Regions from separate parts of the Homo sapiens genome. Here regions 1 and 3 are each linked to region 2. The links are chromatin loops, found by intact Hi-C in ENCODE. Cell type or tissue: PC-3. All regions are shown on one strand. Region 1 overlaps SEMA3C (semaphorin 3C). Region 2 overlaps SEMA3C (semaphorin 3C). Region 3 overlaps SEMA3C (semaphorin 3C).

Region 1 (8,000 bases), 120 kb after region 2:
TGATATTCACTTTGAATATTATGAATGATTTTGTAGCTTACAGAATCTCCATGGTAGTTGTGTGGGCTCCGTGCCTGGTAACTGTTACAGTTAGCCCAATACCATTATCGTGTACAACTCTGGCTGAATTTGAGATACTGACCTTCTACTCCCATCAAACTGCATCAGATTATTTTTTGTGTTACCAGATATCAAGCAAAATTAATTATTAATTAATTTAAAAAGAAAAGGAAAAAATGGAGGGAGGAAGGGAAAGAGGAAGTAAGGAAGGAAAAGTGAGCGTTGTCCTCTGACCTTTTATTTCTTATGGTTTTCATTACTGGTATCTAGTCTATGGGTTGGCAAACTAATAATATAACCTATGGCCCAAATCTAGCCCACCATATGTTCTGTATGGTACATACACTAATAATGTTGTTTTGTATTTTTAAGTGGTTGAAAAAGTAAAAAGCAGAATATCTCATGAGCAGTGAAGATTATATGATTTTTAGATTTCAGTGTCCATAGAGAAAGTTTTATTAAAATATAGCCACACCCATTCATTTACATTTCATCTGTGGCTGCCTTTGTACTACAGAAGCAGAGTTGATTAGTTGCCACAGAGACCTTTTAGCCAGCCAAGCCAGAAATATATATATTTTGGCCTTTTACAGAAAAAGTTTGCTTGTCACTGTTTTGGTTGATAATTGTAAATTTTTTAAAAAATTAATACTTCTTCAAGAAGCTATTTTCTAATATGTAGATATAATACAGTAATTCATTATGTTGCCCAAAATTAATATTTCTTCTTTTATCTTGAGTAAAAAAAAATGCTGCTACTTTGTTAAAATTTAAGCTGGAAACTACATTTATTTATTTTCCCACCCATTCCTGATACTACTGTCTATAAAAAAAAAATCACAGGTTGAAAAAATGTATTTTAAAATCAGCACTTGGTTTTATTCTGTAGCATTAGGGCTCTAGGTGTTTTTATGTTCTTTATCTCTCTTTTTTTTTTTTAATCTTGAGGAAGGGCTATAAAACAGCAGGCAAGGGTTCTCATAGGATTAACATTTCTATTTTAACTTTGCCACCTACTGCTTACATCCAGGCTGTTTGTTCAAAGCAGACTGTGTAACACAGTCAAGAGATTTTTGCCAGTTTTCCTTTTGCTTCTGGAGTTATGAAAATATTTAAGTGTCTAGGTCAGGTTCAGAGACATTCTGTAAAATTTATATTTTTAGCATTATACATGAATCAGAATGACGTGGTTTTTGATGAAAGAGTGAGAGTATTCTTATGAATGGGTGTTAGAGGTTTAAGATGATTTAATGCTATTATGATTTTTTAGTGTAGGGTCAATACATGTGTTCTGCTAACATTCTTATATAGTGTATACTGTTTCATGCTTCTTATTAGCTTCCGTTTAACTGGAGGAGTACTAAGTTGGAACATTGGTTCCAGGAAGTCCTCTGAAAGTGTGGAGTTTTGAAGTGTGTGTCACATATGTGAATAAAGCTTTAAAATGCTTGCCTTGTAGCATTAGAGGATAACTGCCTTCATAGTAACTAACCAGTTCTGGCAGTTGCATCTCTTGGAATGGCACACTTAATGAACTGCAGAGCCAGGAATTTTGATTTTTAAAGAACTCCTTAAAATACCCCATGTAAAATTTGATAGCTGGAGCAGTGCATGTGAGTTCAGAAACGATGACTGTCAGCTAGAAGTTGTGTGTGAATGTCACTCTGAGGATGTCTAGACGTCTCCTTTGCTTTGGCGTAAGGAAAAAACCCTTTGTAAGTTACTGATTTTTAATAACATCGTGGGTCACTGCTTTCCAAAGCAGAATGTGGAAACTTCTGAGAGTTTACCATAGATTCTACAGGGATTTTCACAGCAGGAAATACTAATGGAACAGAGTGGAACGATGGCTGAATTGATGGGAGATAGATGATAAGTCACGGTGTCATGACTACTTGATCATGTAGAAGAGTAGCAAAGAGAGGTATGTGAAGAGACAGGGAAAGAAAAGAACATAGCCCTGAGTGAATGCTAATCTAGAGGCAAATGTTGTCATTTACATTTTACTCTAAAAAGAGAACTTATTAAAAATAAAAATACAGCTCATTGCTGAAAAAATTTGTTTCAAAAAGCAGCATTATTTTTCTTTAAGCTACTCTTCAGAGACCTGTTATTTTAAGGACAACGTAAAATCTCATGTAATGATTGTATAAAGATATAGACATATAATGTGTCATATATATGTTAATATATATGATAATTGGTTCTAGTCTGCTCAAATTACCCATTTACTATTTAGTATTCTGGCTTAGGCAAATAAATATATATTTACAGATTTCTAAAATATTTTATTACTATTATAATGATGCTAATTAAATTTATCTGCAGTGCTTATCTTTTTCCAGTAATGCTAAATAAATTATTTCATCCAACCCTTATAAATATCATATGAAGAATTGTAACAATGTAGGTGCCATGGAGGGCAGGGATATGGGTTTGATTGATTTATTGCTGTATCCTTAGTACCTAGACTAGTGCATCACTCAGAGTGTGCACTCAAGAGGTATTATTTGAATGAATGAGTTGCATTTATTATTTGTCATTGTTTTTGGGCAGAATCACAGATAAGTTAATATCATAGAGATAGCAGTTAATATATAATACAACCAGAATATAAACCCATGCTGTCTGATTTCATATATTGAGCATTTATTCTCTTCACATTTTTACCTCATTTACCATAACTACTTTACATTTTTTCCTTAAATGAAGTTCATTTCATTTATATTTTCTCATTTTACTATGAATTAAATGTTTCATCCACATATATCATGATAATATCCCTGATGTGTTGACAGTCAGCGTTAGCATTGGCATTGCTTTGTTTGAGTGATAGCACTCATTTTAACCCATCCATATGTTACTACCAAGTCTTACATGTGAACAAGATTAATCTTGAACAAGGTGACAGAGAAGACTTGGACGAACTGCACCTTGGAACCGACTGAATTTTTGTGTGTGAATTAACTTATGTGCTCGAATTTAACCTGTGAATTTGATATGTTTATGTCAGTTACATTATGCCTAGGAAGAAAGGAGATAAAAATTGGGGGTGAGAGGGGAAGATGTGGAAAGGGAGTAGAACTTTACCTTCATTTTTGATGTATCACTAAATTTTTGCCCATTTAAAATTTGTTTTAAATTGGGACTCATATCTATATTCAAAATGTCTTGCATGCTCACCAAAACACCCATCAAACTCTTTGGCATTTTTTTTTCTTAATTAAAATGGATTCTGCATATATTTGGAGAGTTTGGAATATCATGCAAGGACCTAGTGGCTCTCAGCAGGAGGACAGAGGGCAGTGATTCACTTTGCACCACTGGCTCATTTACTACTGAATCCCTGATGTTTCTCTAGATGACTTGAAAACAATTACAGTCAGACCACATCCCTGAGTGTTGCCCCTATTTAACCCTCTGGTGATAGGAATGTAAGGAAAATTTTCTAGCCTGAAGACATTAAATGATGCAGTCTATTGTCTGTGTGTCAAGAATAAACAGCCACACTAAGTTTTTGTTCTTGATGTGCTGCCAAGTTTCCCTGAGGCAGACTTGGCAGGCTTTGTCCCAAGGAGAAGAATTCACAGCCTGCTGCTGAGCCAGGCCAGGCCTTCCCTATGTGAATATCCATAGGAAGGCTATAGCTGCCAGTTGTGGTGGCGGTTTTTGCAGAAAGCTGGCTTTTAAAATTTTTTATTGAACTTGGGAAAGTTCAAATTCTAGAAAATAGAAGGAAATGTTTCATTATAGAATGCGAAATATAGTTTAAGTTGGAATGAAAAGATCTGAAAACAGAGTTTCTGAGGAAGTCTGTGGTATTAGAGTCGTATGTGTTGCAATGAGTTGCATTCTTATTCTTCTCTTCCACTAATGGGGTGGGCAGAATAATGCCTCTGTCCCAAAAGATCTCTATGTCCTAATCTCTGGAACTGGGGACTTGTTATCTTACTTGTGAAAAGGAACTTGCAGATATGTTTAATGTTACAGACTTTTGAGATGGGGAGATTTTCCTGAATTGCTTGGGTGTGCCCAGTCTAATCACATGAGTTCTTAAAAAGCAGAGCTTTCCTGGCCATTGTTAGAGATGTGATAGTGGAAGAAGTGTCAGAGAAATGTGACTTAGCTGGCTTTGGAGATGGAGGAATGAGACCATATGCCAAGGAAAGCGGGTGGTCTCTAGAAGCTGGAAAATGCAAGGATGTATGTTCATTCTCCCTAAAGCATGCAGAAAGGAACCCTCTCAAAATCTTTTTTTAGTGCAGTGAGACCTGTGATGGAGTTCTAGTTTACAGAACTCTAAGGTAATAAATTTGTGTTGTTTTATGAGACAGGGTCTTGCTTTGTGGCTCAGGCCAGAGTGCAGTGGTGTGATCTCAGCTCACTGCAATCTCTGCACCCTGGGCTCAGGTGATCCTCCCATCTCAGCCTCCGGAGTATCTGGTACTACAGGTGCACACCACCGCGCCTGGCTAATTTTTCTATTTTTAGTAGAGATGGGGTTTCTGCACGTTGCCCAGGCTGATCTTGAACTCCTGGGCTCAAGCCATCTGCCCACCTCAGCCTCCCAAAGTGCTGGGATTACAGGCATGAGTCACTGCACCTGGCCTTTAATGTGTGTTTTTAAGACACTAAATTGGTAATAATTTGTTCATGACAGCAATAGAAACTTAATACAACTAGCTTTTGAGTTATGGCTTAATCTATGCTTCTTTTAATAATTTTTTAAAACAAAGATTAATCAATCCTGATGTTTAAAACTCTGGAAATGTCCTTAGTGATTTATGCAAAAAGATAACATGTTATGTTCTAGAGCTCTTTCTCAACCAGTATAGAATAACATAGTAATATATCACAAAGATGTCATTTATTCAGTCATTAGAATTTATTGAGCTTATTGCACTCCAGGACTTATGATATATAAAGAAAAATGGCAACATCACTTTCCTTTAAGAATCTCTTGACCCAATGGAGGAGACAATTTAATCCAATTCAATGAATATTTATTTCACATGGGAGTGGCTGCCTGATACATATTTGAGATAGTTTTCTATTGCTGTATAACAAGTTACCACAAAATTTGTGGCTTAAGACTACATACATTTATTATCTTAGAGCTCCTAAGGATGATTGCTTAGCTAGCCTCTCTGATCAGGGTATCACAAGGTTGTAATCAAAATTTAGCCAGGCTGCATTGTTTTTTAAAGTTCAAGGTCCTCATCCAAACCCACCTGGTTTTTGGCAAAATTCAGTTCCTTGCTTTTGCAGAAGTAAGGTCCTTAACTCCTTGAGGCCACCCACAGGTTTTTGCACATAGATCTCCTCATTGGCTCTTTAAAATGTGGTTGTTTGCTTCTTCAAGGCTAGTAGAGTCTCTCACTTCAATCTGCTGAGATGGGGTCTCATATAATCATAATCTTGGTATTGACATACCATCACTTTTATATTTTTCTGTTGCTTAAAAGCAAGCCACATGTTCCACCTGCACTCAAGAGGAGGAGTTATACAAGAGCATGACTCATTAAGGGTCACCTAAGAGTGTGTCAGCCATGACCCATACACATTTTTAGGTAGATCATTTTCACGATGATGTAGAGGATACATTAAAGACAGAGAAAAGAAAATGAGACTTTTTTTCTGTTATAGGTAAGAAATGATGAGAGCCTATAAATTAAGACAGGGGTTAGAAATGACATTATCCGATCTAAAAGGTATTTGGGAGAAAGAAAGGACCTGATGATAAAAATTGATTTGTGGCTTGATTGGTAGATATATGACTTGGCAAATGGGGGAAAGAAATAGCATTGACTGATCAAGGTAAGAGAGAATCAGCAATCAGATTTGGAGAGTAATGAATTCCTTTTTTTTAAAATAAATGGCACACTTATCTCCTCTTTTGACCTACTATGCATGAGAGTCTAAATTGATCACTTAAAATACATTATTTCATTAAAACCACACAGCAACCCAATGAAAATCATTATCCCCATTTTACAGTTGTGTAAACTGAGGCTTTGAGACATTAAATGCTTGCTTAGGATGGCAAAGCTAGTAGGAACAATAATTAAATTCAAGCTCAGTTCCATCTCACATCAAGTTGAAGATTTGGTGGACTATTCAGACAGATAAGTCAAAGAGGGTGTTATAGAGAGCACTGTGCTGGAGCTGGAGATCTGGGAGTCATTAGCAATGTGGGTGATAGCTGAATCCATGAAAATGCTTGAAGTCACTCTAGGAGACCATGCAGATAAGGAATTTAACTCTTGGAGCTCATTTAAGGGGTGGGAAAATAAAGAATATTTACCAAGAAAATGGAGAGTGATCATACAAGTAACAGGAGAATAAAAGAATGTGATATTGTGGTGGCCTTGAGAACAAACACTAAAAGGAAGGAAGATGCGGTGGTCAAGATCATCAGATGTGGCACTGTTATAGCTGAGTGCCCTGGTAGTAGGTTATTTTCCTCATCCTATCTTCTTACATGCTAGTAACATTTGCCAGGAGAATAACCATTCCAGATGGAAAGACCTGAGACATGAACAGAAAGAAGTAGGAAGAGGTTAACAATGCAAGTAAATGGGTTGTTTGATGACCACATTCTGAGAGGAAAGATGTTTTCCTTACCCAGGCACCTAGAAATGTAGATAGATATTCAAGGCCAGTTTATGTATGTGGTTTAAACTTTGAAAACTAACACAGAAGAACCTATCTTATGATAAAAAATGGTGCAAGAAAACAGGTTGAGTGACCATACAATTCATGAATCCCAGATGAGTAATTCTTCTCCCCAAACAGTAAAGGATTAAATAGAGAAGATTAGCCCCGAATTTACATCTTTGGACATGTAGTTGTTGTATCCTTTGTAGGATCAGTAAAAACTTACATAATAAACCTGCATTATTGAAGGTGTGTCAGTTTATCTGAAATTAAAATATAAATAGAAACAATTCTTAATGTAAAGAAACAGGAATACTAAAATGTGATATGTAATTTTTAGTAATTCACAAAGTCCTAAAACATTAATTTTAGTGATTGCTGAGGCCCTATGTGAATATTCTTTAGCTATATCACAGGAAATAATGGTAATAATTCATTTTTTGATGGATTATCACTTGAGCCAATACCATATTATGGGGGTTTTTTTAACCCTCACAGAGAAAATTTGCTTCTAGAACCAGAATATACAAACTTATTAAACACTTTTTGACACATTAGATATAGCAGATATTTTTATGAGGACAGACACCTTAGTTGAATAAATAAAGTATGAAGTCACATCTTAAAAGGGAACATTTTGTTGTTTTCTGATTTTTTGGTATGCTTCAATTAAATCAAAACATAACTTAGTCACTCATTATACAATTTCTAGTTTAGTAAAACCACTGGCCTTAAGATGTCTCTTTCAGCTTTGTCCCAGAAATCTATTTTTCAATTAACCTGCCTAAAGGTTTAACTCTGAAACTTTCTACAGCCATGATGGATGCAAGCATGTGTGTGCACCTGTAAAATTCTATATCAACATATGGCAGTGTGGTATGTAGATCAAGAGATATTCCCATAGTCACCATTTCTAATTTTGGTTGTGACTTCACCAAAACCTTGTATAAAACCAAATACAAGGTTGGGTGCAGTGGCTCACGCCTGTACTCCCAGCACTTTGGGAGGCCGAGGTCGGTGGATCACCTGAGGTCAGGAGTTTGAGACCAGCCTGGCCAACATGGCAAAACCCCGTCTCTACTAAAAATACAAAAATTAGCCAGGCGTGGTGGCACGCATCTGTAATTCCAGCTACTCAGGAGGCTGACACAGGAGAATCGCTTGAACCCGGGAGGTAGAGGTTGCAGTGAGCTGAGATTGTGCCACTGTACTCTAGCTTGGGTGACAGAGCCAGACGCCGTCTAAAAAAAAAACCCCAAATAAAAAATAATTTATTAGAATGG
Region 2 (8,000 bases):
AAATTATCTTAAACTAGTTTAGAGCATCAGCTTTAAACCCATTGTAGGCATTAATCATTTTGCTAGCAGGGATTAGCTTTATCATAGTTACAAACTGAATGGAGAGGGGAATTAAGCTGGAATGCCCGGGATGAGCTTATTGCACTTACACTTATTGCAGGAGTCTCCCGGCCTCTGGGGCAAAATGCTTTTGCTGATTTTGTTTTCTTTACCTCCAAATTCCCAACAGTGCCTGTAACTGTGCAGAGTCATTATGACTGCCTGACTGATAACTGACAAACAGGCTGACTTCTAATCGTCAAATTAAATCCAACTGCCCTGAGCATTTAAAATCCTAAACTGTCTGTGGTGGTGGTAGGGGTCTTGGTGTCTCTCTCTCTCTCTCTCTCCACCCCTCCCCCTCTCTCCCCCTCTCTCCCCCTCTCTCCCCCTCTCTCCCCCTCTCTCCCCCTCTCTCTCCCTCTCTCTCCCTATCTCTCCCTCTCTCTCCCTCTCTCTCCCTGTCTCTCCCTACCTCCCTCTTCCCACCTCCTCAAAAAAAAAAAAAAATGGCCATAATTGAGGGTTGCAGCAAAGGCATGAAAGAGGCTATTTTAAATATCAGGAGTTCAAAACAACATTACCTCAAGAAATGTCTTTCTTGACAGATTTCATACCCAGAGTTCAAAAGCTTTTTTTTTTCTCTGTGCTTTCATTTTCATCAGCAGTTTGCCACCCTATTATAGGGCCACAAGGCTTGAAGTTAGAAAGTTAGCGCTAAGATTCTGAAAATTCAGGAAAAAGAAACTGTAATTCTGAATTTTTGGAATGACTGGTAAGGTTAAACCTGAGACCCTAGGGCAGTGATTCTCAACCTTGGCTGTACGTTACCTAGAAGCTTTAAAAAATGCTGATGCCAAGGCCACACCCCAGACCAATTCAGTCACTATCTCTAGGGATGACACTAGTGTTGTAAAACTGTCCAGGTGACTTTAACCTACTGCCATATTTAGAAACCACTTCCCCCAATCCCTAAAATGCAGTTTCTGTTACACAACATGAAAGTGTCAGGGAACTCCTTTTAATAATAAAAGAGAACACTATTCAATCTAGTGTTCTAGCAGTTTTCAGGCTGCAATCGTTACTAAAAATTAAAGTTTAGCCCCCTTACTCAACAGTTGAGATTCTCAAAGCCAGGTAAATCATCATCAGTGTAGTGGTAACGCAGTTTGAGTGGCTACAACCCATTAAGAGTGAACAAATACCCTTCACTTACTCTGTGTGGAATGTGAAGATCCATTTCAAAGCCATGATTTAGAAAATTGTGTTCTATTTTCTATATCCTTTGTATTTTGAAACATAATGACATATCTGTAAGAATCTCAACAACATGAAAAGGTATTTAGGCCAGGTGTGACGGCTCATGCCTGTAATCCCAGCACTTTGGAGAGCTGAGGTGGGTGGATCACTTGAGGCCAGGAGTTCGAGACCAACCTGGCCAACATGGTGAAATCTAGTCTCTACTAAAATTACAAAAATTAGCCAGGCATGGTGGTGCACGGCTGTAGTCCCAGCTACTGGAGAGGCTGAGGCATGAGAATCACTTGAACCTAGGAGGTGGAGGTTGCAGTGAGCCGAGATCTTGCTACTGCACTCTAGCCTGGACAACAGAGCACAACTCTGTCTCAAATAAAATAAAATTAAATAGGCCTTTAGGTTACATCATCAGGCCTAACATATAGGGGATTAAATACAGGTTTGTGCAATAGATGCCCTCTGTGTCTAATGGTGGGATAATAGACTTTCTAAAAGATGAAGAAGCTATAGTGGTGGTAGGGGTAGGGGAGTGGAAGTAGAAGATAGGGAAGGCTTCCTGTCACTCACAAAAATATGTCACTTGTGGAAGTGGGAACAGGTTCTGGCTCTTTACATTTGTTTCCTTGTATATCATTTTTTTTAGCCTTTTAAATGATGTGTGATACGTAGTAGATACTTAACACACTAATGTACTGCATAATGATGTTTCCATTGAGAAGGACCACATGTATTATGGTAGTCTCATAAGATTTATTTTTAATTTTTTTGAGACAGAGTCTTGCTCTGTCACCCAGGCTGGAGTGCAGTGGCGTGATCTCAGCTCACTGCAACCTTTGCCTCCTGGGTTCAAGTGATTCTCCTGTCTCAGCCTCCTGAGTAGCTGGAAATATAGGCATGTGCCACCATGCCTGGCTAGTGCTTGTATTTTTAGTAGAGACGGGGGTTTCACCATGTTGGCCAGGCTGGTCCTGAACTCCTGACCTCAGGTGATCTGCCTGCCTCAGCCTCCCAAAGTGCTGGGATTACAGGCGTGAGCCATTGTGCCTGGCCCCATAAGATTATTATACTACATTTTTACTGTACCTTTTCTATGTTTAGATATGTTTGGATACACAAATGCCATTGTGTTACAGTTACCTACAGAATTTTGTACAGTAACGTGCTGTACAGGTTTGTACTGAGGAGCAGTAGGCTATAGCATATAGCCTAGGTGTGTAGTAAGAGATCCACCTAGGTTGGTATAAGTTAAATATATGATGTTCGCACAATGACAAAATTGCCTAATGACTCAGAACATACCTTCATTGTTAAGGGATGCGTGACTGCAAATACTTGAAAGTGAAAGAATGAATGAATTTTATCTGCATTAGGAGGGATGGGCAGAGGTAGAGCAGAAAGAACCAAAATAGTGGATCAAACCCTGTCAGGGCTCTCAGTTCCAGGATCATAAGGTGCCAGTAATTCAGCGGGCTTATGCTCTTACCGTTCTTCTTAGCACATAATCTTGGCTTAGGTCTCTGCCCTTTGTACTATAATCCTGCTGTTTTCACGTAGGCAGAAAAGCCATGGGCTAATGGCTGGCAGTTCTGTTTTGGTATACTCAACAACACACAAGGAAAAGTGTAAATACCCATGGGCCTCTAGAAATAAACCTGGGATTTCATTGAGGAATAGTGGAAACTTCACTGGAGCCTGGAAATGGGAACAAGACTGCCCCTGCTATTATGAGTTACAAATCATATATTATTTTAGTGTGATGTTGTGATATCATGACGACATGTGTTTTGGTTTTAAATGAATCATTGATGTTAGTTAGTCTTAAATACATGGATAGTTGAAAAATTGGACCATGGAAATTTATAGTTGTTTATGTGATCAATTTAATATTTGTGCTTTTTCCGGAACATAATTTTTCTTTAGCTATATGAGAGATTAACTTTGTTTTAATATGCACAGTTAGATGCTTTCATTTGCTTATAAACATAGCTACATATTTACAATTGAAAAAATTTGTAGGGAAAAAACTGTGTAACTGATAGGAGGTAGAAATAAGAAGTCTTATGGACAGGTCAGTAATAAACAGAACACAAATTGAGTACTTAGGGACTATGAAAATTGTCAGTGTTGGCTAGAAAGGATATGTCATCTTTACTTGTTCTTATTAAAACAACATGAAGCCCAGGTGCAGTGACTCACACCTGTAATCCCAACCTTTTGAGAGGCCAAGGTGGGCAGATAGCTTGAGTCCAGGAGTCCAAGACCAGCCTAGGTAACATGGTAAAATCCTTTCTCTACAAAACATACAGAAACTAGTTGAGTGCGGTGGTGCACACCTGTAGTCCCAACTACTCAGGAAGCTGAGGTAGGAGGATCACTTGAGCCTGTGAGGCAAAGAGTGCAGTGAGCTGTGATAGCGCCACTGCACTCCAGCCTGGGTGACAGCGAGACAGTCTCAAAAGCAACAACAAAAAAACCCAAACAACATGAATTGAAAAACTTTACATGGCCTTTATCAACAGCTTATAACATTCTTTGTTTTAGTGCATCAATATAATGTCTTTCATTATAGAAAAAAAGGAAAAATAACTTTTTTGTGGGAGGTATAAATTTAATACCTTATAATGTACAATATACCTAATATGGGCAAAGTCAGAGACACACATGTTACTCATTGGATGCCCTTTAGGCAAGATAAGAAAATTAGACAACTATTTTATGAAATGAAACAGCAGATGATATTCTAGGACATTGTGTATTTTTAAAATTGTAGTCACAGAAAACAAAGATACTGATTCCAAGCTTCTACCTACAACTTTACTGATTGATCTTTAATGGAAAGATACATTTTCCCTTTGAAAGAAGTGATTAAATGTAGTGTGCTTCTACTACTTAGCACTTGGCGGTAAGTTTTGCAAAGTATATAGATACAGTGAAGTAACTGACAAGTAAGAAATGCTTAGGATATAGTTGCAGGTGTAAAATATCAATATCTGATTTAGGAAACTGTAAGACTACAACTCTCTGTGTGTCAAAATGTGAGTTTCACAGCTGTGGTGCTTCCCTGGATGGAACAAAGAAAAATTGTTTTGCCTAATGGAAATTACTTCTGGACAACACTAAAATAGCCACATCAGTAAATCGTTGAATCACATAGTCAAGGATAGTTTTTATTTTTCACAGGATATTTACTTAATTTTTTGTTTTAGAATATTGTTGATAAAACCAAAATTATTAATTCTAACTAACTTGACAACTGGAAAAATTATTTGACTTTGTTATAATCTTTATGTTCCCAATTCATTTCTGGAGTTCATCCACCAAAATTAGATGCAGTAATTCGTTGTACCACCCTGTACAACAGGCAAAACTGTGACTCATTTCCTCCATCCAGTTATGCCAGAACTGTTTAGTGCAATGTACAAAATGAGGTGTTATGGCACAATATTTCCCAATTTATTTTTAAGCCATTCAGGCAATATATCCAACATCTTCTGTTCTAAGGAGCACACCTTAAAACACAAATTACATATTTTCCATACTTCATTCTTTTCTCTTTGTTATCTCAGCAGTACACAGGAAGAAAAGGTGATGGAGTATTTATAGTGTTGTACAATAAACTAGTCATGAAAGTGATTCATTTGTTATATAGAGTTACTTTTTAGTCTGTGCACGATTTACAGGCCAGTAGTGAATGGGCCCTCCCAACCTTTATCTTTGCCTTGTTCAAACCAAAATGGAAACAATTGATTCCCTTCTGCACAACCTCTGCTAGCTGAGGCAAATGTAGAAAGCCTAGGTCAGGCTCAGGAGCTGACTGCATGAGTGTGAAATCTTGCTTTACCACTTACTAGCCATGTAACTCATGGCAGTTGCCTCAACTTCCTCAACTGTTTACTAGGCTATACAATTAGGATAATATTAGTTGCTACCTGATAATATCATTGTGAATATTAAATTAGGTAATATGTGTAAAACACTTATCAAGATGTGACACACAGTAAAAACATACTAAATGTAGTTGGGCATGGTGGCTCATGCCTGTAATCCCAGCACTTTGGGAGACCAAGGTGGATGGATCACGAGGTCAGGAGATTGAGACCATCCTAGCTAACATGTTGAAACCCCGTCTCTCCTAAAAATACAAAAAATTAGCCAGGCGTGGTGGCGGGCACCTGTAGTCCCAGCTACCCGGGAGGCTGAGGCGGGAGAATGGCGTGAACCCGGGAGGTGGAGCTTGCAATGAGCTGAGATGGTGCCACTGCACTCCAGCCTGGGCAACAGAGCGAGACTCCGTCTCAAAGAAAAAAAAAAAACATACTAAATGTAAGATTATATAAAGTGAGGAAATTAAAAGATGACTAGGAATTAATGGGTATAATGTACACTATATGAGTGACAGTTATGTGAAAATCCCAGACTTCACCACTTTGCAGTCTGTCCATGTAACAAAACTGCACCTGTATCCCTTAAATTTACACAGATTTTAAAAGATAACTAGAATAGACTCCCTACCCTGAAGAAATGTATTGTCTGGGTATATTAAGAAATATTAATATAGAAGTAGAAAACTTGTCACTAGCCTAGAAAAGGATAGTCTTGGTTCATATAATATTTAAAAATGAATCAGCTGCTAACATTTAAGAATTAGACTTCAGTTGACAGTCTTTATTTCTCATTTTTTCTTGAAATGTCAGAGGATCTGGCAAGGACTGATGGGGGCTGAGAAGAGCCCTTCTTCTAGCCTGGTTTCTTTTACTAATTTATGTTACTTGCCTGACCTCAACAACATGGAGTTTTCTACTCTTGGTCTAGAGTAAAGCACAGTGACAGATAAAAAATTAATTTATATTTAAAGCAAAAGTTCTTATAAGAATGCTGTCTCCAGGGTGGTATTGATCAAGGCAGAGAAGAAAAAAAGTAGAACTGTTTATTTCAATGAAAATACAATTAGAAAAAAGTTAAAGTCATAAAACAAGGTGTATATCATATCTTTCTAACAATATGTCATATCATTTTAAAACTGAATAAAATAATGCATTTACTTTTGTCTTTGTCTACGAACATATTTGTTACGAAAAAATAAGTTGAGGCCGAGCACAGTGGCTCACACCTGTAATCCCAGCACTTTCGGAGGCCAAGATGGGCGGATTACCTGAGGTCAGGAGTTCGAGACCAGCCTGGCCAACATGGTAAAACCCTGTCTCTACTAAAAATACAAAAAGTAGCCGGGCGCAGTGGCACACGCCTGTAATCGCAGCTACTCAGGAGGCTGAGGCAGGAGAATTGCTTGAGCCCGGGCGGCGGAGGTTGCAGTGAGCCGAGATCATGCCACTGCACTTCAGCCTGGCCAACAGAGCGAGACTCTGTCTCAAACAAAAAAAATGTTGATAAAGTAGGGCACATAAGAATGTTTATTTAGTGAAGGGATTCAACAATAGCATTACTTCATTTTTATCCATTTGTGTACATAGGTGTGTATGTTGAGGTTTGTATGAAGCTACAAATCACCTATAAACCAATTTAGGCCATGTTGAAAGACTTTGGGATAGAATTCATCAAGCCACTACTATGACCAACAGTTCTCAATTTTTTTTTTTTTTTTTTGGTCAAACAAAAATTATGGACAGGCTGTGGCTACTAATAAGACAATGTGGGCTAATACTATTTTGCATAATTATTGTGAAAAAATTATTCTGTAATTTCAGTGAAAACCTATCCTACCTTTATGCAAGTATGTTTAAGGAAAGAGATTCCCTACCTGCGTGTCCTGATTCTCAATACAGAGTGATTATGGAAGCCTGATTCCCATGTCCTGTGAGCTGCAGGACTAGTGTGATTTGGTTCTGCCTATACTTTGCTAAATATTAACACAAAAAACATTGCTTGACACATGCATATTTTTATACATACAATAATTCTTATTAATACAATTACTCTGCTATATACTCATCTTTGTTTCTGTTATTATTATATATGGAATTCAGTGTTACTCATCTTCAATAAGAATTATTTCACATTTTAGTACTTAGATTTATATTTTTCTGTTGTTTGTTTGTTTGTTTTGAGACAAAATCTCGCTCTGTCACCCAGGCTGGAGTGCAGTGGCGCGATCTCGGCTCACTGCAACCTCTGTTTCCTGGGTTCAAGCGATTCTCCTGCCCCAGCCTCCCGAGTAGCTGGGACTACAGGCATGTGCCACCATGCCTGGCTAATTTTTGTATTTTTCGTCGGCACGCGGGGTTCAGCATGTTGGCCAGGCTGGTCTCAAACTCCTGACCTCAGGTGATCTGCCCACCTCAGCCTCCCAAAGTGCTAGGATTACAGGGGGTGAGCCACCATGCCTGGCTTATTTTTCTGTTTTTTAATCTACGATATATTTTAGAAAAAAGAATCTGGAATTGATCAATATAAACAGCCCCTAAATTATCTCGTTATCCTTTAGGACAATTGGCAAGAGTTTTAATAAGGCATGCCAGGCTCTAACTACAAAGAAAACAACCCTATATTTTTAAGTTTATAAACAATTTAGAAAAATAGCTTTATTATGTATTTATTCCAATGTATTTAGGATCCATTTTTCTATATTGTCTGACTGTAGTATCAATAAAGACACTTCACAACAAAGTAAACAATAAAATTTATGACTAAGCAAAGCTGAACAGTAGCTTTAATCTTTTAAATGGTAAATGAAGCCTTCTGAATTT
Region 3 (8,000 bases), 70 kb after region 2:
TGAGGCATTTCTTATACTACATTTGATACTATGCAGACCCATGTCCAGAGCAAGAACATGAAAGAAACCCAACTAGTAACTGTCGAAGTTGTCAGTCTGATTAGAAAAGCAAGAGGTCATCTGATTGAGTTCACAGATTAAGGACTGGCTTTGCTTTGAATCCTGAAATCTTGCCTCTTTTAGTCTTTACTGTGTGATCTTGGGTAGATTGCTCAAATTTGCTCAATTTTAATTCCTTTGTGTGTGGGACTAGAGTAATATTAGAACCGAATGCAAAGACTTTGAATGGAAATTGTGTGAACTAAGTTTATAAAGCACCTAGAACACTTGCTGCTACTGGTAAGCCCACAAGTGGCTGCTATTTGGGGCTATTATTTTTGAGCAAATATGGTTTTAATAACATGCCCTCTGGTCTCTATTGTCTTTGTTCACATTAGGAATTAGTAGCTGTAGTTTCAGTCCGCTGAAGTTTCACTGCTCTTTATTTTTTTTTCTAAACAGACAGGTGAAATTCACTTTCTAATCCAGTTTCAAAACAATAAGCCTCAGGGAGAGGATGGGTCACTTGAGCCCACTCTGCTTAAAATTCTTCTGAGATAAGACATTCAAAAGAGGAAATTATCCTGTCAGTAGCAATATCTCTGAAGTAAAAGATATCCTACAGATTTACTTTGAAATCTGTAGATGTGCATTCTGCCTGAGATCTGAGGTTTATGATGAGAAGAATGTTTTGATGGACTAGCCAAACAGAATAACAGAATGTTAGGTAAGCAGTGAAATAGTAATTAGGACATGGTATCTTCGTTATTTCTATCCTCTTATTTCAGCAAAGTGTCTAGCCTGCTGGGATAAGGGCTCAATAAATGTATATTGAACAAATTAATAACACATCATGAATTTTAAATTCATGAGTAGTTACTGCATATGCTTCTAATCTAGGGACTCCTGGGAATTGATTTTCAATCAAGGAGTCTTTTACCTATTTTTGAATTTTATAAAAGGCTGAAGACAATGTAGTATTCTGAATGAATGAGTTACCCTACTGTGTAGTTTGACAGGTATACAATTGGCACTCTGAATTGTAGGTATCACATCCATGGATTCAGCCAACCACTGATGAGAAATATTCAGAAAAAAATAAAAAATAACAATACTACAGTAAAAATAATACACATTTTAAAAGCAATACAGTATAACAACTATTTACATAGCATTAACATTGTATTGGGTATTTTATGTAATCTGGAGATGATTTAAAGTATAGGGAGGATGTGGGTAGGTTATATGCAAATACTCTGGCCTTTTGAAGCAGAGATTTGAGCATCCTGGATTTTGCTATCTGTAGGGTATCCTGGAACCAATCTTCCACAGATGCCAAGGGACAACTATAAAATAAAACCCTAAACTCTCTACCTTCCTTTATCAAGTTCACATTTTTGAGTGCATGAATGAGATTCTTCGTGACTTAGTTAACTCAAAAATATTAAGATCACTGACTGGCTTAACAGAGAACAAACGTTTGTTCTTATATGAATAGTAATAGAGTGTTATTGATGGACATAATATGTTACTGTATTTTGAACTATATTATAATTGCTGTAACAATATATTGACTATACTTAGGTAGCTCCAGAAGCTTCTGTTGGCAGGGCTTAGATTTTGGGGAAACCTATTGTTCTTCCAGCTTTGGTTAAATTCTCAAAGCTTCACAGTGGTTTCTATTACAAAGAAAAGTTCATGTAGATACATGAATTTTAGGTAAGCATATTGTGCAGCAAATTTTACCCCAGGGAACATTGGCATAGAAGACATTACAGTAATTTTCCATCATGGAGCTCTACAATAATGTAGATTGTAGAAAACAAACATGCATAATTTTTTTTAATGCTGTTTCCTGGGAGATTTTCCCAGGGGCCAGGAGACCTATGCTGCCCTTTGTGGAGCCACTGCATTTTCTAATACTACATACTCTCAGCCAGAGTCCCTTATTCGTTAATTGAGCATGTCCTGAGAAACAACACAAATAGCTGTACCTCATATGCTTCAAAAAGGATGACATCATTGTGAGGTTAAAGGAATGACAATGCCATTCTTTGCCTTGTTTAGATGATGGACTAGTAATTGTAATGTTTTTCTCTCACTGTAGCCAAATCATTACATCAGTCACTTTCTATAACCGTGGCCAATTCACTGGATCATTCATTTACTTAAATTGGATCTATGTGAAACCAAATGATAGATTCTTGGGTCATTCTTTTTATAAATAAAATTCTCATTGCTTTGAGCTCATCTCTATGTTCTAAAAAAAAAAAATGGTCGTTTCTCTCCCCAAGTCGTATAGTTCAATTATGACTACTAACAGCAATTTAAATAGCATTTTAACAAAATAGCCTAGGCTTTTTACAACAAGGGCACTTCTGAAGTAAATCTCCCTGGTTAACAGCTGTCAACTATCAGTAAGCCATAGGTAATTAAATTTGAAGATGCTTTATGGCTCGGAAAACTAGATAAAAATCCCTGGACCAGAAAGGTCTTAAGTTGATGTAGCTATTGCTCCCTGCAGTATTTGAATTAATGCGATAGATTGACGATTTTCTTTTCTTTTCTTTCTTTCTTTTTTTTTTAGACAGAGTCTCACTCTGTCACCCCAGGCTGGAGTGCAATGGCGTGATCTTGGCTCACTGCAACCTCCGCCTCCCAGGTTCAAGTGATTCTCCTGCCTCTGCAGGAGAATTGAGGCTGTCCTGCCTTAGCCTCCTGAGTAGCTGGGATTACATGCGTCTGCCACCATGCCCAGCTAATTTTTGTATTTTTAGTAGAGATGGGGTTTCACCATGTTGGTCAGTGTAGTCTCGATCTCCTGACCTCGTGATCCACCTGCCTCTGCCTCCCAAAGTGCTGGGATTACAGGCATGAGCCACCGTGCCAGGCCTGGATTGACGATTTTCTAATGAAACAGGCAAGGAGGAGAACTGCAATTGTTTGCTTGTTACTTGCACATAAAATTTAGTTGAGCCTATTTTCCCAGCTAAGATCACACTCTTGGTTTTATTTCAGTACAGATTAGAAAAAGAAAGGGAAAAGAAAAAAATAATGGTTTGGAAAAAACATCAAAACTAAACTTTCTTCATGATAGAAAGTGTGAGAAAGTCGTGATGGGGGTTTGTGGACCCTCAAAAGATAATATCAGTTAGTATTTATTTCTACAGCAGAAAAAGAAAACCTCAATTCAAGGTGCCTAAAAACTGCAAGGATTTCTTTTTATTTCATATAACAGAATATTCCAGTAATAATGGAGTTCCGGTTAATTCAGTAACTCAATGATTTCTTAAAAGATCCAGATTTTTTTCTACATTTCTGCTTGCCATTCTCAGCAAGGAACTTTCTTGGTAGATGCAATTGCTGCAATCATCATGTGCTCACATACCAATGTCCAGAGGCAGAAAAAGAAATCACCTCTTCTTTTGTGTGTGCCAGTTTTTAAGACTCAATAAGCCTTTTTCAGTAGCCGTGCAGAAGGCCTCCCTCCAGAGTTCACTGGCTAAAGTTGTTCATATGGCCGTATTTAAAACACTCACTGGCTAGAAGAATGGGGCCAGTATGGTTGTCATTGAACAGCCCTGTCAAGGTGGAAGAAAAGAATAGTATCTAATTAGATAGATAATCTACAGTGTCTCCTCATGAAAGGAGCATATATTGATCCTCTACTGTGGGCTGGTGGAACATACTTTGAGTTCAGTATTATTATTGCCAATGTATAGATGAGGAAATTAAAACAGAAATGAGCTAGTTTTCCCAAAATAATATACTTAGTAAGTGATGAAACTGAAATTCAACTCAGAACTGTGACACCAGTTGAGTACTCTCTTCACAATGTCAAACTGTTTCCTATACATCATGAATCACCTTCTGGCTCCCTTTTTGTTTCTAACAACCAAGTCATCTCTATGCTTTGCTTTGCTTTGCTTTTTAGATATACTCTTCCCCAGAGAGTGTATCTACTCTCAGAATTCCATATAATCATCCATGAAAATAACTGAACATCTCTACCTGAAGATTTGCTACTTCTAATGACAAAATTAAATTAATTATCTAATTCTACATTCTTGTGGAACATTTCTGCTTTGATTTGAATGTAATTTAATCTGTCCATACCTAAGTACTTTCTCTACCAAATATATCTCCTTTTCAGATCTCCCAAAAGTAGTAAGGGCATATTCATTTCTCCTATACTTAGCTTACAATGTTAAGGGGAATTTACGCCAATCTTTCCTCTACCCCTAGCCAAAACCTACATAAAATCATTCCAAATTCTTTGTTTTAGGCATTTCTCACATCAATTTTTCTTTTCCATTTTAGCATATCAGGTGTTCATCAATATACTATCTCAACTACTAGAACAATGTCTTTTAGTCTTTTCAGCTTATATACTTTAAAAATTACCCTGCATACTCAAATTATTTTCCTTAACAATGCCTTATTTTATTATTGTGTTCTCCTGATTAATTTGAGTAGATGCTACTTGTAAAAAAATTGAATATATTAATATTAACTCTAAATTAGGCATTCTAGTCATTTTTATCCTCCCTGCATAAGAAATTGTTCTGACTTTGCTTGCTGAAGATTGATGTCTTGCCCCAAGTTATAATAATAGGTAACCCATGTAACCAGCATCAGTATAGCTCCGGGACTCTTTTAAAAACTTTATGTATATTAAACTTGACAACAGTTTAAACTTCACAACAACCCAATGAGGTAGATGCTATTATTATACTGATTTTAAAGATAAGGACACTAGAGTTCAGAGAGATAAAGGCCCTTGCCAAGTACATCTAGAAGTGAAATGGTAGAGCCAGAATCCAGACTCCAGTGGTTGAACCCCAGAGGCCATGAACTCAGTTATATTTTACTGCGCTAGTCTGTGTATGTCACTCCACAATTATTTATTAAGAGGTATTTGTTGAATGTGTATTCCAGCAGCCCAAGCAATATCTTACCCCTGGTGTTTTACAGAAGACTTACACAACCATGAATCATAGCCCTGAGATAAAAGTAAGCGTTATAAAACACCTGGATTTTAGACAGAATCAAGGCAGTCTGTGTCCTCTCCAACCTTTGAGTGATACTTGCTTTGATTCTATATTCTCTCCCATGTTCTCAGCTCTTGGATTTTTTTCTATTAGCCCTAACCTCTAGTCTGGCATGGGCTGATTTTTTCCTGAAAGACTTCCCTCTCCCCTTACGTGCTCTCCTCATGAAGGAAGCTGTTTCAGTTTTTGGGCTGTGGCACCACCTGCCAGCTGTGTCACCTCTCTGTCCATGATTCCTAGGGAGACTCAGTAACTGGAAGGTTATCAGGCTGCACCATGCTCAGCACCCAAGCCCCCTGTTTCCAAAGACCTTTCACCCAGGCCCTTGTTATTAATGACCTGTCTTTTGTTCTTGTATGCTGTCATGATCTTACATTTTAAGATTCTTCTGAAATATTTTTCTAACCTCTTGATTGTTTTTTCCAACATAAAAAATCCTGTATTTTACTATTGTTGTATGAACAGTAAATTTGAGGCTATAAGATTATGTCCTAATAATTTTAGGGATTTAGCTCCCTAAATTTTAAAAAGTAGGAAAACATACATCTATTTTATCTAAATTCATGTTTTTCTTAAAAATCATGATCCAAACTTAATAACAGTAATTAGAATTTATTGAATACTATCTCTTGTCACTCATTTCACGTATTTATATGTGTCAATTAAATTGATTTCCATGGGAACTCTTGGCAGAAGTTACTATTATTGTTGCATTTTACAAATGAGGAAATTAAAGCACAGAGAGGTTAAGTAACTTGTTCAGTTTCACAGGAAGTTTGGCAACAGAACCTGGTTTCATTATCACTCTGCTTCTTCCAGGGCATTTTCAGATTATTGGCTGAAACTACTTGCAGGATATTATGGCAGACATTCTGAACAAATGTGCCCAGAAAATAGGTTAAATTTGTGACTTCTGTATCTTCTCATATGGGCTATGGCCCAAGTACTCATGGAATATAGTCCATGACTTCCTATAAGAATTTGTATCATTTTGATTTCGGTTTAAGTCAAACTACAGCTCTATCAGAATTTTTAGAAATGTGTTTGTCATTCAATGCCTAAAAATCTAGAAACAGTTCATCATGGAAGCAGTCATCCCAGAAAGCAGACTCTTTCTTAGAGTTTGTCATTCTTCAGATTATAATCAAAAGAACAAATAAATCCTGAACCATTTGAATAGAAAAGTCTAAAGTTATGCTCCTTGAGAGGAGCATTTTGACCAGAGAATGTATCATGAATGTCACGATACGTTGATTGTCTTCAAAGGCCAGCCATACAGGCAGTTAGGCAATGTGGAAGAAGTTAAATGAGTGTGAGTCACTAACCTCTGAGGATCCTGGAAATATGAACATTTAGATACCTGAAAATTCATATATTTTCCTTAGATATATGAATAGTTATGCTGCTAAAAATAACATTGCCTCCTGAAAATACGTCTACTTTCAAGTAATTTATAGAAAAATAAGTCGGACTAATTAGAATTACGTTGGGAAGCAAGGCAAATATTTGTAGTAGGAAATAACAATCCTAAAATGATGAATAAATAGAGTCCAAAAATAAAACATTAATAGAGGATAAGAAGACAATCACACTGCTGTTGGTTTTGTTTTCTGTTCAATCTGCTCACTGTATTTTTTTTGGTTTATTTATTTTAACTTGTTTTGAGCTGATGATGTCCAGTAATAAAACAGAGTTGAGATTATTGCAAACGTGACTGATTTTGTAATCACATACTATTACCATAAACTTTAACATTGCACTTAGTGGTTTATGTTTTACTTCAGTACAAATATAAATTAAAATGCCCATTAACATAACTTTTTTTTTTGAGGCAGTGTCTCGTTCTGTTGCCAGAGCTGGCGTGCAGTAGCATGATCATAGCTCACTGTAACCTCAATTTCCTAGGCTCAAGAGATCCTCCCACCTCAGCCTCCAAAGTATCTGGGACTAAAGACACATACCACCATGCCCAGTTAATTTTCTAAAACAATTTTTGTTGAGACAAGGTCTCACTATGTTGCTCAGGCTGGCCTTGAACCCCTGGCTTCAGGTGACCATCATACCTTTGCCTCCCAAAGTGCTGAGATTACAGGGAACTAGCCCATAACTCTATTTTAAAATTAATTTCTTACTGTAGAAGAAAATGTACCTTGACATTTTTTGGAATATTTGCATAATAGTTTTTATTAAAATAATAGAATTATAGAACCAGGATACTGTATCTACACTTGTGCTGTTCACTCTTTCAGAACTTCGAGAAACCAAGACCTCTGAATACTTCAGCCTTTCCCACCATCCTTTAGACTACAGGATTTTATTAATGGATGAAGATCAGGACCGGATATATGTGGGAAGCAAAGATCACATTCTTTCCCTGAATATTAACAATATAAGTCAAGAAGCTTTGAGTGTAAGTTTATCACTTTCACGAGGACAGTGTCCACCTTTTCAATGTCTCTTTTTTAAAAAAAATAAATAAGTAAAAAATAATATGCATTTTATTAGAACAATAGAAAATACTGGTCCCATGTTACTATGAAAGTTAGTACTTATTTCATGGACTGAAAAGGTATTAAGTTCAGTTCTCATCGTCTAGTTCCATAGTTTTTAACAATTCAAAACCTGGAGCTAACTGAAAAAATACTACCTGTGTATAAATATATAAAGAAAAAAGGGATTATAGGGTAGTGCATGAAAGAAATGGTCAGAGAAAAGGAAGATCTACTTTGTCATCTCTGTGTAACCAGTGAAGGGCCTGAAAGGAAAACAGCTATTAAATACGCTGTTACTTGATCCAGTATGGCCTATATTTATCATTCCATTTCACAAGGAAATAAAATTGAGCTTCACTGTAGTGAAAAAAATACATGTAGATTAATTATAAATTTATTACAACAAGGAGACTTCTGC

What was found. Peaks named below come from ENCODE experiments on the same cell type or tissue, not always from the same donor. Only the 100,000 strongest peaks of a DNase experiment are listed, where the experiment ranks them.
Region 1: a loop joins it to region 2, with 2.8 times the contacts of the local background. A loop is called at or near these places in 23 of 110 quality-filtered maps.
Region 3: a loop joins it to region 2, with 2.8 times the contacts of the local background. A loop is called at or near these places in 7 of 110 quality-filtered maps.

Annotation. Positions count from the first base shown.
Region 1 is chr7:80,777,271-80,785,270 of GRCh38, reverse strand. All of the region lies in intron 12 of SEMA3C (semaphorin 3C), which reads left to right. Among named protein-coding and RNA genes, the nearest start is that of SEMA3C, 140 kb to the left of the region's middle. In PC-3, no CTCF peak of the experiment used is centred here; DNase peaks (open chromatin) are centred at 1,320, 3,530 and 5,580; H3K27ac peaks cover 2,806 bases.
Region 2 is chr7:80,897,725-80,905,724 of GRCh38, reverse strand. All of the region lies in intron 2 of SEMA3C (semaphorin 3C), which reads left to right. Among named protein-coding and RNA genes, the nearest start is that of SEMA3C, 17 kb to the left of the region's middle. In PC-3, no CTCF peak of the experiment used is centred here; no DNase peak of the experiment used is centred here; H3K27ac peaks cover 2,046 bases.
Region 3 is chr7:80,828,085-80,836,084 of GRCh38, reverse strand. SEMA3C (semaphorin 3C) reads left to right here. Exons shown (of 18, transcript NM_006379.5): 3 at 7,340-7,500. Among named protein-coding and RNA genes, the nearest start is that of SEMA3C, 87 kb to the left of the region's middle. In PC-3, no CTCF peak of the experiment used is centred here; a DNase peak (open chromatin) is centred at 4,994; H3K27ac peaks cover 60 bases.